Linked DNA regions of Homo sapiens: region 1 is linked to region 2. The links are chromatin loops, found by intact Hi-C in ENCODE. Cell type or tissue: natural killer cell. All regions are shown on one strand.

Region 1 (8,000 bases), 47 kb after region 2:
TCACTTATCACCTGAAGTGCTCCCTTCTGCCCCACAGCCTCACTGCCTTGAATCTGTGCTAAGTTGCTAAATATCTTACGAAATACTAAATTACTAAACTTGCGATAAAGTACCGAATATCTTGAACCTTTGAAGGCATTTGGGAATAGTCAGTACTATAAATGTTAAAACTTTGGGTCTCAAAAGTAAACTGCATCGGAATGGGATATTATTAACTGGGAAATGAAGGTTCTTTTCTTCCAAATAAGAAAATATAACAAAATCTAAACAAAGCAGGTAAGAAGCCAGCTGGCTAAGAAAGTTTGGGAAAAGAATGCCTGTAAACATGATTTAAAACTCATAACTTCTCTCAACTTCATGGTTTTTATCTCCATAAGGACATTCAGTATACAGTTTCACAGCCCTGGAGATGCTTAAGTTATGGAGGAGTCGGGGATATGGAATATATCAAAATTTATGTGAAAACAGAACCTAGAAAATCTCCTCAGGTTTTTTTTTTTTTTTTTTCTTTAAGATGCGGTAGAAAACTCTAATAGCTCAGCAATACTGGAGAGAGAAACCACATTTACAAAGGACTAAGGCCACACTGAGAAGAGCTGGAGTGAAGAAAACTAGCTTTCACTTTGTAACTTGTGCATTTGGAACAGGCAAATGCAAATGATTATCAATTCACATAAAATACGAAGTATTTTTATTCAGCAAACGTCTTCATCAAGAAGGCCTTCCTTGTTTCTACCCATTTCATTTTACTGTCCAAGGAAACAAGGTAGTTCTTTGTCTCTTAAGTGCCTCAATATTTGAAAATTAATTATTCCAGATAGCCCTAGGGCAGCATAGACTAGTGCAGGGTTCTTGGACTTTTTTCATCATAAATTCCTCTTACAATTTAAAAACAAATAAATAAATAAAAAGCCCTCTCTGCCCAAAAAATGCATTGTGCACCTACATGCAATTTTGTGTTCACTTTCAGGGGAGTTATACATCTGAGGACTCTATTCCTTCATATACCAACTACTGATCAAATGTCTATTACATGCCAATTACTGTGAAGGTGTGAACAAATCTTTACTGGCCTAGGGAAAAAAAATACTCCTTAGGAAGCAGGGAGAAGCCCTGGGGTCTTGGACCCACCCAACTAATATAAGACTGGATGACCTTCCCAGGCATATTACCCTTATTTCTGTGTCTCAGTTTCTTCACTTGTTAAATGTCACTCACTACTTGCCTTATCTACTTAATGAATTCATTATGTGAAGAAAGATGTAAAAAATGAATTCAAATGTCAAAGGAGTTACCTTAACGTAAGGCAGTGCAACTGATCACACACCAGGATGTACTTACAAATTAGTCTCCATGAAATAATTACGATCATGGTTGAGATTGAAAATGTGGTACTGGCCAAGTGCAATGGCTCACACCTGTAATCCCAGCACCAACTGATCGATATGTATCAGGATGTACTCATAACTTAGTCTCCATGAAATAATTATGATCGTGATTGAGACTGAAAATGTGGTACTGGCTGGGTGCAATGGCTCATGCCTGTAATCCCAGCACCAACTGATCACACATCAGGATGTACTTATAAATTAGTCTCCATGAAATAATTATGATCATGATTGAGATTGAAAATGTGGTACTGGCCAGGCGCAATGGCTGACGCCTGTAATCCCAGCACTTTGGGAGGCCGAGGTGGGTGGATCACGAGGTCACGGGTTCGAAACCAGCCTGACCAACATGGTAAAACCCCATCTCTACTAAAAATACAAAAATTAACCAGGCATGGTGGCGCATGTCTGTAATCCCAGCTACTCAGGAGGTGGAGGCAGGAGAATCACTTGAACCCAGGAGGCAGAGGTTGAAGTGAGCCGAGATCACGCCATTGCACTCCAGCCTGGGCAACAGAGCAAGACTCTATCTCTTTAAAAAAAAAAAAAGAAAGAAAGAAAACGTGGTACTGAGACACAGTGGGTCACCCTATACAGACTTCTTCAACATAACTGCTTACACCGCACCTGTTTCTTTTTAGGTTTTTCTTTCCTCTCTTATTTTATTAAGTGTTATGCTGCACAATCACACGAGAAAAAAAAAATCCATCAGCAAGAGATATACCTTTGCTTAAGTTCCTTGGAGGCCCGGAAGAATGACTGCAGGTTGCTGACATCCACCTGGACAATGGTGACCTCAGCAGTGGGGTGAGAGGCCAGCAGAGCAGCACAGACAGCTTCTGCCTTGCTCATATTCCTGCACGCCAAACACAGATGAAGCTCATCATCTTCCGCCAGCAGCCGCTTGCAGAGGGCCAGGCCAATGCCACTGGGAGGACAATTCAGACACAAGATGTGGGTTATCTGGGATGGCATCAGGTAGAGGCATTTCTCTCTGGTTCAGAAAACTGTGTCAACTTGACCTCCAATGAGAAGCCCAGATAGAAAGAAAAGACTCAACAATTATTTAAGAAGGGAGGAATCCTACACTCCAATAGTCACTTGCTTGAGACACAGCCTAGTTTGTGTTTTTCTCGTTTTGAAAAACTTCAGTGACAAAATAACTGGACTGAAAACAAGAATTGTTCTTTAGTTTTTCTACTACTGGGCTTTATCCTGCCAGTGGTTTTCATTTTGTACTTATTATGCCACTCATGAAAATGATTTAATATATCACCAGTAAGGGCTCAAAAGAGCATCTTATTAGCTGTTTCCTATGTGCATTTTGACTTTGCTCTCTAGGCTCCTCAGGGGCAAGGGCTCTACCACCTATTGGTATCATAAACACCATAAGGAGCACCAGAAATCTCTGATAAAGGAAGAGATGAATCTTTCAGGATGAGGCATCAGTAACATGGCAGGATGTACAAATCCCTCTCAACAACTATGATTAAATAATAGAAAAAGAAAGAACTCAACATGATTAAGTAGAAGGTAGGAATACACTAAATATTAGATGAGTACACCACTTGGAAACAAAGAACTTCAAAACCAGCATTGTAAAACCGCATAGGAGTGGTGACAGCAGTCAGACCAGCCTGGCTGATAGCGATGAAAAGCTGGGTAATAAGTTCTCTTTCAAGACTTAAGTTGATTCCAGGCAAATATGTTAATAGTTAAAACCCAAAAAGAGCCTGGAACCATCAGTAATCTATTAGCACCAACAACAAAGCATCAAAAATATTTATTTGTCCTCACATGAGAACAGTAGGCATTTAATATACAATTGCACATATCACAATGTATGTAAAAGGAACAGACAAAATCAATTCTGACTTACTCAGTACCTTCCACATAAGAAGCACCAATCAACGGTTAAAGTCACTTGAGAGGGTATGCTAAAAAGTTGCCAAATGCAGACACCTACCAAGCTGGCTTAGTTAATATGCATGTGGTTAAATAATTCAAAGTGGATCAATCTTAAATGTTTAACATGTCCTCTGTCTTAATCATTTAAAAATGTCAAATGCAACTAGTAGAAAAATGGTTTGATTGGCTTCATCCTCCACACATTTTTCACAGAAGTGCAAATGACAGGTAAAACAAGCAACAGAAGAGGCTGAGAGACTAAACGAGCAACCCTGGAATTATTATGAGCTGGTTATTCTGCACCCCAACCATGCCTTCATAGGAAAAGATTAATTTTCTCTGGGTTTCTGAAGAGTATGTTAGCTCTCTAGCACTGAGCTAAATGAAACGGGATTGTTTTCTCTCCACCGTCCTAATGTTCATGGGTGTCCAAATTTGTAGGCAAAAGGCTTGTACAGACAAAACACCTGGAGTATAAGACATGATCACGTGGTCAGGAGCAAACTATTGGGCACTGACGATAAATACGAACAGTAGGCAAAGATGGAAAAGGGGCGGAGCCCGCCTGAGTACCCCATTGCCTTGATAACCTCAGGATCATCACTGCGACACTCATCACTTACTGATGCTCTAGTTTTCCTTTTCACTGTCATGTTTAATACAAAGCACCAGTTACTGAGCACCTCAAGAGGCCGACATGCCCCACACCTGCTGCAGACTCCGGGGAACCTAGGCAAAGCCAGGGGCGGGCGCTTCCGGGGTCCGTTCGTGGAGGGTCGCAGACCCCTGCTCTCTCGGACCCCTGATCCGCTGCCGCCTCTGCCAACACAAAGGAGCCTCACCTGCTAGCCCCGGTAATCAAAACCACCTTTCGCATCTTCGCGCACTCACACTTCCAAGCAGTGAAGCAAACGCCGCCGCTGCTTTCGGAAGTCCTACGATTTCGGGCCGCCTCACCCGTCACCAATCAGAGTACGGCCACGCCCCGCCTCCCGTTGCGTCATCGAGTCTGAGCTGATCCCTCCAATCTCAGTCCGCCAACCGTTCCCTGCCCTCGGAGACGGCGTCGGGTGAGATAGGCCGAGGGGCGGAGCTGCGTGACGCAAAGCCCGGAGCCATTCCAGGCTCTTCTCGCTCCGCCTTGGCGCAGGTGTCTGTCACTGCTTCCTAGGGCTCAGCGGACCCCTGATCTTTAATCCTGGTGGGGGCGTCACCCGGCCTAGCACTCAGGACAGGATCTGTGACACGCACTGGGTCTGTGCCCTGGCGCCTGAGATTGGCACTTCATTGCAGGAAGGCCTCACGGTATTTGCACCAGTGCCCATTCTAGAGAAAAGGTTTGGGTCTAGGAGCCAAAGTTGGGCGATTATTATCTAATTTTCCACTCCTTTTTGGATGTACAGATCCAGGCATTGTGCCACTTCACAGCCCAACTTTTGATCCCAGACCTCCTCCTCTAAAGAAACTTATTTGAGAAAATGAGCACTGATTTTATTAAGAACTTTATGTAGAATCAGACCTAAATTACCAGTATTCAAAACTTGGAATGTGGCGTGGAACCAGAATCTCAGAACTTCATTCGCCGAAGTACTGAGAATGTGCTGTAACCTTCTGTATCAGTGCATCTCAAACTGTGCTAAAGGACCTGTTTTTGTCTCCAAGCCATTCCAGATGGGTGCTTTTAGAAAATACAAAAAAAAAAAGTGCTAGAAAAAGAAAAGCAAAAGGCATACAAAACACAAGCCCCGATATTTTATTATTAGATCCAAGACATATAAAAGTACTCTGCCAAAATGAGGCAGAATAGGGTTTGGAGGCAGGGTACTTAAGGCCACTTCGTGCTGACTTCCTAAAGCTCAATCAAGGAAAAACAGCAAGGGCTGGAAGTAGGGAATCTGAGACCAGTTGGTGCTGGCTTCCCAAAGCTGGATCAAAAGGAAAACACCTGGGTCTGGGGGCCGAGAGCCTAGGGCCAATTAACACCAACTTCCTAAAGCTAAACCAGAAGGAAAAACCCCATCTCCCCACTCCCCAGTAGCAAAGGATCAAAGGCTACTCTCCCTACAACCTTCTGTTCCCAGACCAAACTGAGGGTTGGGCTGCTATTTTTCAAGGCCCAATAACGAGATGCAGATGAGCTGGGGAGGAAGAGAGTTTTTATTTCTGTAACCGGTTGCAGGGAGAAGGCCTGGAAATTATCGCCAGACCAACTCAAAATTACAGTTTTTCAGAGCTTATATACCTTCTAAGCGAACTGTCTACGTGTAAGTGTGCATTTATCTAAAGACATAAGTGATTAACTTCTTTTAATCTGTAACTAAGGTCTGAGTCCTGAAAACCTTCCTCTGGAGCCTCAGTAAATTTACTTAACCTAAATGGGTCCAGGTGCTGGGGTGATTATCCTTGTATTCTCTCCTGCTAAGTGGTGGAGGTTTGAGGAGTTCTCTTAGACCCCCCAATAAACTTGTTTGTGGAGGCCTGGGGAGTTTCTTCAGACCACAATAAAACTTGTTTAATCCTAAAGGGGTCCTGTTAAGAATTCTTTCTTTATTTTGTATGCTTTAAGAGGCCCAGGAAAGGCCTAGGCAAAATTCTTAATGGGCTTTTGTTACACCCCAGCCTTTGTATAAGGGCACTGGCTTTCAATATTTAACCACTTAGTCAGTACTGAAACAGTTGTTAGTGAGACGTGGCCTGCCACACTTCCACCGTGTCTCAGATGGAAAGGGAAAGTGCCTTGGATTGGCTGTGGGCCAACCACTAAGCATGGGCCATGCCATCATCTGCATAGGGCACAAATTCACCTCAGCCTTTACTTAGCCATAAACCAAATCCTTCATCCAGATAAGGGGTAGCGCATAGGGACCTCAAAAGAACTATTTAAAACCCAGAAAACTTTGTAACTGGGCCCTTGAGCCACTTGCTCAGGCCCACTCCCACCCTGTGGAGTGCTTTCTCAGTTTAATAAATCCCTGCTTTTGCTTTCGCAGCTTCACCTTTGTTACTTTGTGCATTTTGTCCAACTTTTCGTTCCAAATGGCCAAAAACCTGGATGACTCACACTCAAGGCCCTCCTTCCAGTGACAAAACTGCTATAAAGGTTTCTAATGCTTACTCTAGGTTTCTGTATTTGTAGTAGACTGGTAATGGGACCATCACTAGCCCCAGCTCATGCAGAATAAAACTGTGTATCATACATCAAACGCTACTGAACATACTTTATTTAATGGCCTCTTTCAGTGTTTTAATTATTTATGAACAGCAATGATCCATAAAACACTGAGATAATTTATATTGGCTTTTGATTCTAGAGGTTTTGATTAATGATACCAACTTACTTAGTAATCATTTATCCTATATCAAGAAAATTAGATTGAAAGAACAAATCTGGTTATTAGAACATTAGATTCCTAAATAAAACTTTTTTTTTTTTTTTTTTAGACAGAGTCTTACTCTGTCAGCAGGCTGCAGTGCAGTGGCGCAATCTCGGCTCACTGTAACCTCCGCTTCCCGGGTTCAAGCAATTCTCCTGCCTCAGCCTCCCGAGTAGCTGGGACTAAAGGCACACACCACCACACTCAGCTAATTTTTGTGTGTGTATATATGTGTATATATATATATATATATGTATATTTTTTTTAGTAGAGGTGGGGTTTCATCGTGTTGGCCAGGCTGGTCTTGAACTCCTGACCTCAAGTGATCTGCCTGCCTCAGCCTCCCAAATTGTTGGGATTACAGGCGTGAGCCACCGCGCCCGGCCAATAAAATTTCTATATCATGGGGGTCGAACTCAGCTCCTACGCTTATCCCACTTTCAACTGTTCTAAAGAGACCACAATTTAACAACATTTTCTGAAAGTCATGGAGTAAAATTAAGCCTAATTGTGAGAGTCTAGACCCAAAGACTCATTTTAAAATGTCCTAGAGCTCAGAGGTGATGAGGAATAAGAAGACCAGGTTGTGTGGCTGTCCCATAAAAAAAATCATTTCTATAAAGAAGGGAGAGGGCCTGGGCTGTGGAGGCTCAGCATTACCGCAGTCTCGGGATGACCGCCAGCCTAAGACAGACTGAATTAAGTGAAGTCCAGACAGCTTCAGAGCAAGACCGTCTGTCTCTCCTTTCCCCAAGATTTTCATTCAAGCCAAGTGATGAAACTGCTCTCTTCTTCCTTTTTCTCCACTAAAGTTGCTGCTTTCAAGGTGTTATGACTTTTGAAAGATGGGCTGAACTGCTAGAGGTGCTCAGAGAGACTAGAATAGAGTTCACAATAGATGCCATTTAATTTTATATTTTACAAATATTTTATCACTCATAGGACACAGCTTGATAACCATCATAATATGTTTTTATTGATGAGTGAATGGATAGGTGTGTTTTTTTTAATCATCGTAAGTTTATGTTTTGCATGGGCTCATTCTGTTCTCCTGGAAATCAGAAGAACAATAGGGTACACAATGATCCCATCTATCCCTGCCAAACCTTGGCCTGTGATTTATCTACCATGCCCCGTGCTGAAAAATGTGCTCAGAAAACTCACATATTCTGAGAAGTATTCTCAGAAAACTAAAAGTATAAACTTATTCTCAGAGACCAGGTAAGAAATGGGTTGTTTGGGGTCGTTTCATTCTAATCTCTAGTATAATGACTGAGTCTAAATTCTGGTTTTCATAGTTTTTTTTTGGTTTGTGCATGTGCGGGTAGTC
Region 2 (8,000 bases):
GAACCATCTTAGGTTACAGCCACCTCTGGGTCAATTCCCAACATTCAAAAGCTGAGCAGGGCTTTAAAGCTATCTTATTAATAATTATTTCTGTATTGCGAACTTCAGCATACTTTTTTCTAGTTACATTTGAAATGTTATTCTTTTGGGATGTACTCAAGTGAATACTGCTTTTTCCTCTGCCTTGCTTCATTACTTTTTAGTTTCCTTCATTTGAATCATCATTGTAAGTCTCCCCTTCTCCTCAAATAACTTTCAAATTGCTGCCAAGAACTATGTTCTATCTTAAGGCTTTTGAGAAAAAACTTTCAATGAAGATAGCCGCCTAAAGTTATACAAATATAGAAGAAACGGGATAAAATAAAGCTTAGATTGGAAAAAATATTTAAGATTATACAAAATTCACACGTAAACAAGGGAAGCTGAGTAATTGTATGTTCAAATACTTTTAACAAGTGCAAAACATGTAGGCTTAAAGAAATAGAGCTGGCCAGGCATGGTGGTTCACGCCTGTAATTCCAACAGTTTGGGAGGCTGAGGCAGGCAGATAACTTGAGGTCAGGAATTCGAGACCAGCCTGGCCAACAGAGTGAAACCCTCTCTCTACTAAAAATACAAAAATTAGGCCAGGAGTGATGGCTCATGCCTGTGATCCCAGCACTTTGAGAGGCCGAGGCGGGTAGATCACCTGAGGTCAGGAGTTTGAGACCAGCCTAACCAACATAGAGAAACCCCATCTCTACTAAAACTACAACATTAGCTGGGTGTGGTGGCACATGTCTGTAATCCCAGCTACTCGGGAGGCTGAGGCAGGAGAATCCCTTGAACCTGAAAGGCAAAGATTGTGGTGAGCCGAGATTGTGCCATTGCACTCCAGCCTGGGCAACAACCGCGAAACTCCATCTCAAAAAAAAAAAAAAGAAAAAATTAGCCAGGCATGGTGGCGCATGCCTGTAATCCCAGCTACTTGGGAGGCTGAGGCAGGAGAATCGCTTGAACCCAGGAGGCTGAAGTTGCGGTGAGCTGAGACTGCACCATTGCACTCCAGCGTGGGTAGCAGAGCAAGACCCTGTCTCAAAAAAAAAAAAAAGAGAGAGAGAAAGAAAGAAAGAGGGCTACATTATTTATGAAACAGATACTGTTAACTCAGTCACCAGAAAGCCTGTGTATAAATGAGCAGTGAGATATTCAAGCACAGCACACACACACTTCTCAGGACAGCTGTCATGAGAGTTCCATGCTCGTTTCCTTCTGGATACATCAGCAACTCACTCTGCTATGATCCTGCAATACATCTCATGTTAGAAATAGAGACATCTGGGCCAGGCACAGTGGCTGACGCCTGTAATCCTAACACTTTGGGAAGCCGAGGCAGGCAGATCACCTAAGGTCAGGAGTTCGAGACCAGCCTGGCCAACATGGTGAAATGCTGTCTCTACCAAAAATACAAAAAATTAGCTGGGCAGGGTGGTGCGCACCTGTAATCCCAGCTACTCGGGAGCCTGAGGCAGGAGAATTGCTTGAACCCAGGAGGTGGAGGTTGCAGTGAGCCGAGATCGTGCCACTGCACTCCAGCATGGGGGACGGAGCAAGGCTCTGTCAAAAAAAAAAACAACAACAGAAAAAGAAAAAGAAAAAGAAAAAGAAAAAAGAATTAGAGACATCTGGATGAAATCAGCTGCCAGTCTCGCAAAGTGTCGGGTAACATCCTATTAAGATTGCTGCTTACACATCATCTATAAAATACTGAAAATATCATTTTAAGAAATTTTTTTTTTATTTTGAGACAGAGTTTTGCTCGTTGCCCAGGCTGGAGTGCAATGGTGCGATCTCAGCTCACTGCAACCTCTGCCCCCCGGGTTCAAGCAATTCTCCTTCCTCAGCCTCCTGAGTAGCTGGGATTACAGGCATGCACCACCACGCCTGGCTAATTTTGTATTTTCAGTTGAGACAGGGTTTCTCCATATTGGTCAGGCTGGTCTCGAACTCCTGACCTCAGGTGATCCACTGACCTTGGCCTCCCAAAGTGCTGGGATTACAGGTGTGAGCCACCATGCCTAGCCAAGAAACCCTTATTTTAAAACAAGCCAGGCGCAGTGGCTCATGCCTATAATCCCAGCACTTTGGGAAGCCAAGGCGGGTGGATCACTTGACGTCAGTAGTTTGAGACCAGCCTGGGCAACATGTTGTAACCCCATCTCTACTAAAAATATATTTAAAAAATTAGCTGGGCGTGGTGGTGGGCACCTGTAATCCCAGCTTCTCAGGAGGCTGAGGCAGGAGAATCACTTGAACCTGGGAGGTGGAGGTTGCAGTGAGCGGAGATCACGCCACTGCACTCTAGCCTGGGTGACAACAGAAAGACTCCATCTCAAAAACAAAACAAAACAAAACAAAAAACCACTAAAAAAAAGACTCCATTTCAAAAACAAAACTAAAACCAAAAACACAACACAAATGTAGTACACAAATGAAAATAATTACTGTGTTAAACACAGTTTCATAGAAAATAAAAGACCAATCAAATACAATAAGCTGCCTTTTTAGATGGGTATGTTATTCTTCTTTCACAGCTAAAGAAACGGGCTCAGAGAATGTTATTTGATTGGACCGTGTTGCATCTCTGGACAGTGCAGCTGAGATCAGACTTTGTGGGTAACTCCACTAGCCTACCAGGGTGCCTCTCATAAAGGTAAGAAATGTAAATTTGGCCTAATATACAAAGTTGCCAGGGCAGCACTGGGTCAATTCTACATACAGTACTTCTATGTTCATCAAGGGAAACCTTAAGGGAAAGTGAAAATGCTTCTAGAAGGTGACTGGACACCAGCGCCTTTGCTTGTTGCCTTTGGGCTCTTCTTCTAAGGCCAACAGTGACCTGAAATTATTGACTGGCTTTTCCAATCAAGTGGACAAAATGGTACCAAGGTCGCCAACATCAGACAAATTCACTTGAGGGCCTTATCTATGTGCTTTGAACGACAAAACTGCTTTTGTAAAGGACACTGTATTTCAGAAAAACATAATCATATTAACAAATAATAACACTGTAAAATGCTGATGTGTTGAATGCTACTTTAGAAAAACATGCTCAAATCTAGGGAAAAAATTTGATACAAAACTACATATCAATTATCTAGCTAGCTAGCTAGCTAGAGACATGCTTTCATTCTATTGCTCAGGATGGGAAGCAGTGGGATTATCATAGCTCACTGCAGCCTTGAGCTCCTGGACTCAAGTGATCCTCCTGCCTCAGCCTCCTAACTAGCTAGGGCCACAGGTGGACACAGTTATGCCTGGGTTTTTGTTTGTTTTGTAGAGACAGGGTGTCACTACATTGCCCAGGCTGGTGTCAAACTTTGGAGTCTCGCTGTGTTGCCCAGGCTGGGGTGCAGTAGTGCGATCTCAGCCCAATGCAACCTCCGCCTCCCGGGTTCAAGTAATTCTCCTTTATCAGCCTCCCAAGTAGCTGGGACTACAGGCATGCGCCACCACGGCCGGCTAATTTTTGTATTTTTTGTAGAGACTGGGTTTCACCATGGCCAGGCTGGTCTCCAACTCCTGACCTCAGGTGATCCACCTGCCTTGGCCTCCCAAAGTGTTGGGATTACAAGTGTCAGCCACTGAGCCTGGCGGAGCACTTTCTTATGTTATTAAGTAGCCTAACCCAGGTGGGGCGCTGTCCCTCACGCCTGTAATCCCGACAACTCTGATGGCCAAGCTGAGAAGATCGCTACAACTCAGGAGTTCGAAACTGGCCCGGGCAACATAGCGAGACCCCCCGCCCACCCCATCTCTAGAAAAAAATACAAAAATTAGGCCAGGTGCACACAGCACCCGGCTAATTTTTGTATCTTTTGTAGAGACGGGGTTTCGTCATGTTGCCCAGGCTGGTCTCGAACTCCTGAGCCCAAGCCATCCATCCTCCCGCTTTGGCCTCCCAAAGTGCTGGGATTACAGTAGGGCCCAGCCAGCCTCATGTTTTATTTAGCAGTCCCTCCCTGTTGCACACTTGGATAGTTTTTTTAATTTTTTTAGACACGGTTTACCTCAATCTCGCAGGCTGGAATGCTGTGGTGGGATCATAGCTCACTGGAGCCTTGAACCTTTGGGTTCAAGTAGCTGGGGGGCTGAGGTAGGACTACAGAGATGGGGTTGCGCCATGTTGCTAGGCTGCTCTTGGCCTGAAGGGTCCTCCTGCCTCGGCCGCGGCAGACATAGTTTTCTATTTTTGACCAACATAAACACTGTGCTGGGTCTGAATTTTTCAGCTACCCTTCTTCAGCCGGCAACACACAGGACCTGGCGGTGAGGTCGCTCTTACCAGTCCCCACTCTGACGAGAAGACTGCCCAGCTCCAGGCACCGTAGCGCCCCAGTGACGTAGCCGAACACCCGCGCCTGTGACTCGCCAAAGGCCCACCTCTATGGTGTCGGCGAAGGCGCGCCCTTGCGGCGCCGGGGAAGGCGCGCCCGTGCGGCGCCGGGGAAGGCGCGCCCGTGCGGCGCCGGGGAAGGCGCGCCCTTGCGGCGCCGGGGAAGGCGCGCCCTTGCGGCGCCGCGGAAGGCGCGCCCTTGCGGCGCCGCGGAAGGCGCGCCCTTGCGGCGCCGCGGAAGGCGCGCCCTTGCGGCGCCGCGGAAGGCGCGCCCTTGCGACGTCACAGGGGACCGCCACTCACGCGGAGCCAATCGGAACTCATGGCGGGGCTGCTGGGTCTTCCAGGAGCGCGCATGAGCGGACGCTGCCTATGGGTTGCCGGGCGAGATGTAACCGGCTGCTGAGCTGGCAGTTCTGTGTCGCTAGGCTTCGGCCCGGCCGCCGCCACACATAAGCTGCGATGAGGAGCTTTACGACTTCCCGGTCTTCGGGGCCGGGCGCAGCAAGGGCCAGACTCTGCGCTAGCAGGCGCTGCGCGCCAACCGGCCGGCACCTGTCGCAGAAGGTGCAACCGATCGCACTGTCGCGCAGAAGCTCCTCAATGGCCAGCACCAGCTGCAGCCCCGGCCGCCCACTCGCCTCACTTGAGCCTGTGTACGTGCGCCCCACAACGCCTCCCCCAGCCAGGGCCCGTGGATCCCCGGGAGCGTCCCCGGCTATCTGGCGCTGCTCATCCTGGGTAGGGTCGGCCCCTCTGAGGCTGCCCGGCATGAGGGAGCTGCAACCCTGAGCTTGACCTCTGACGGCCCTTTGTAATAGCATTAAGTCTTTGAAACTTTGTAGCGGGGTAGAAGGGGCTAGGAAACAAAGAAAACATCTTTTTGAAAATATAATCTGTCGGCTGGGCGAGGTGGCCCACGCCTGTAATCCCAGCACTTTGGGAGGTCGAGGCGGGATCGCGAGGAGAGGAGTTCAAGACCAGCCTGGCCAGCATGGTTTCACTGAAACCCCGTCTCTACTAAAAACACAAAAATTAGTCGGGCGTGGTGGCAGGTGCCTGTAATCCCAGCTACTCGGGAGGCTGAGGCAGAGAATTGTTTGAACCCGGGATGCGGAGGTTGCAGTGAGCGGAGATCGCGCCACTGCACTCCAGCCTGGGCAACAGACCAAGACTCCGTCTAAACAAACAAATATATGTGTGTATATATATGCGATCGAGCCCAGGAGGTTGAGATTACAGTGAGCTGAGATTATATAAGCGATCAAGCACTGGAGGTTGAGGTTACAGTGAGCTGAGATTGCGCCATTGCACTCCAGCCCGTGTAACAGAGGGAGACTCTGTCTCTAAAAAATTATATATAAGTGAGAGCTTTTCTTCCAGCACTCATGCTCAGACTGAAGAAAGTAATTGTGCCAGGCCCGGTGGCTCACGCCCGTAATCCCAGCATTTTGGGAGGCAGAGGCGGTGGCGGAAGCAGGTGGATCGCTTGAGCTCAGGAATTCCAGACTAGTTTGGGCAACATGGTGGAACCCTGTCTCTACAAAAATACAAAAAATTAGCTGGGCATGGTGGCACGCACTTGTAGTCTCCGCTACTTGCCGGGCTTAGGCAGGAGGATCGGTCAGCTGCAGCCTTGACCTCCAGGGGCAATCCATTTCAGCCTCCCAAAGTGCTGAGATTACAGCCATCGTGACTGGCTTTACACTATATTTTAATACTTTTTTTGAAAATGGAAAATTTTACAGGCAATTCACTTCCTTCAAACTAATGATAAGGAAGTGATGCTGTTCTGTTCTGTTTTGTTTTTTGTTTTTGTGTTTTTTTTTTCTTTTTTGAGATGGGGTCTTGCCCAGGTTGGAGTGAGGTGGTGCAAACAAGGCTCACTGCAGCCTTGACCTTCGGGCTCAAGGAATCCTTCCCTGTCAGCCTCCCCGGTAGCTAGGACTACAGGTGCATGCTACCACGCTTGGCTAATTTTTTTGAAATGGAGTCTCACTCTGTCTCCCAGGCTGGAGTGCAGTGGTGCAATCTCGGCTCACTGCAGGCTGGTCTCAACCTCTGACTTCGGATGGTCCACCCACTTCTGCATCCCAAAGTGCTGGGATTACAAGTGTGACCCACCATGCCTGGCGATTTTGCTCATTTTAGATACTAGAACTTTTTAAATTAAATTTTTTTTTTCCTGAGATGGAGTCTTACTTTGTCTCCAGGCTGGAGTGTAGTGGCATAATCTCGGCTCACTGCAACCTCCACCTCCTGAGTTCAAGCGATTCTCCTGCCTCAGCCTGCCAGAGTTGCTGGGACAACAGGTGTGCACCACCACACCCAGGAGTTCAAGGCTGCAGTGAGCCATGATCGTACCACTGCACTCCAGCCTGGGCAACACAGCGAGACCCTGACTCCACAAATAAATAAATCAACATCATATGATCTGTACCAGGGTATAGGCAGGTGCTATGATCCCCACTTTTCATCCTCAACTCTAAGTTGAGTCATACATCAACCTCTAGTAAAAAGTGGCATGCTCTCAGTCAAAGGAGTAAGCCCAAACCACGTGGAGAGAATCTTATCTCTTTTGAGAGCTATATAAAAAGAATTCCTCCTAGGCATAAAAATATTGTGACACCAGTTACTTAGGCTAAACATGCCTATTATGCTAAGTGAGTTATTAACAATAAATACTTTAACTCTGTGCCATGTTAATTATCATAATCTGATTTATAATTTGTTTTAACCTTAGGTTATATATACCTTGAAGCCATTTATATTTTGGTATACTTGTAATAATTACTATACACTGGACTATGTATATTGGACTAAACACGGAGAGTCAAAAAAGAGTATGTGGTCAGAGTAGAAATCATGCCCTAGCTTCCTTCGTGTCTACCTCCTACCTTGAGTAGAAGTGGTAGAAAAAGTAATTACCTAAGATTTTTTTGGATTCTGGTTTGTGGAGAATCACCCTTATATTTAGGCTGATGGGCGGCGAAATTAGAAAGTATTTTTTGTGATTTTGAATTTTATACAGAGATGTTCATTGTGATTAATTATTCTTTGTATTAGCAGATTTTTGCTTTTTATAGCTGCATGATTTCTTGTTTATTATTCATTCATTATTGTCTATTAATAAAGAAAAACTTTATTTCACTGAAGCAGTGATATATAATCCAACTTGGATTTTTAAATAATGACTGACTTTTTTCTTTGGGAATACATTACTGTTAAAAATGTAATTATTAGATACATTACTTTTAATGAATATAAGTGGTATAATTAGAAGGCTGAAAAGAATCCTTGGAAACGTGAGTTTAATTTGATAGCTAAGAAACTGAGGACAAGATACTTATTCTTTGTAGCATATTTTCTAATGTCATTTCATTGTCTCACCAAGAAATACTTGCATAAAGCAAGTTCAATTACAGCATCTGTTGAATATTTAAGGTTGGGTAAAGTGGGTGAGTTTAACAGATATTTTCCCTTATTTCTTTTAGACGAATCTGGACTGGGAAAGTTGACATTAATCAACTCATTATTCCTCACAGATTTGTATTCTCCAGAGTATCCAGGTCCTTCTCAGAGAATTAAAAAACCTGTACAGGTCTAGATATTGGTATTTTTAATT

Evidence for each region. A loop is a pair of places that touch in the nucleus more often than their neighbours do. Peaks named below come from ENCODE experiments on the same cell type or tissue, not always from the same donor. Only the 100,000 strongest peaks of a DNase experiment are listed, where the experiment ranks them.
Region 1: a loop joins it to region 2, with 6 times the contacts of the local background. A loop is called at or near these places in 3 of 110 quality-filtered maps.

What each region holds. Positions count from the first base shown.
Region 1 is chr10:38,352,628-38,360,627 of GRCh38, reverse strand. It overlaps the pseudogene HSD17B7P2. Among named protein-coding and RNA genes, the nearest start is that of LINC00999, 72 kb to the left of the region's middle. RefSeq lists an enhancer at 4,034-4,591. In natural killer cell, no CTCF peak of the experiment used is centred here; DNase peaks (open chromatin) are centred at 3,770, 4,186 and 4,465; H3K4me3 peaks cover 1,318 bases; H3K27ac peaks cover 1,447 bases.
Region 2 is chr10:38,399,600-38,407,599 of GRCh38, reverse strand. It overlaps LOC101929540 (a long non-coding RNA gene), which reads right to left and starts at 4,435. Exons shown (of 10, transcript XR_007062122.1): 1 at 4,050-4,435. It also overlaps the pseudogene SEPTIN7P9. RefSeq lists enhancers at 4,097-4,346, 3,790-4,661, 4,662-5,533. In natural killer cell, no CTCF peak of the experiment used is centred here; DNase peaks (open chromatin) are centred at 4,141, 4,429 and 4,699; H3K4me3 peaks cover 1,524 bases; H3K27ac peaks cover 1,882 bases.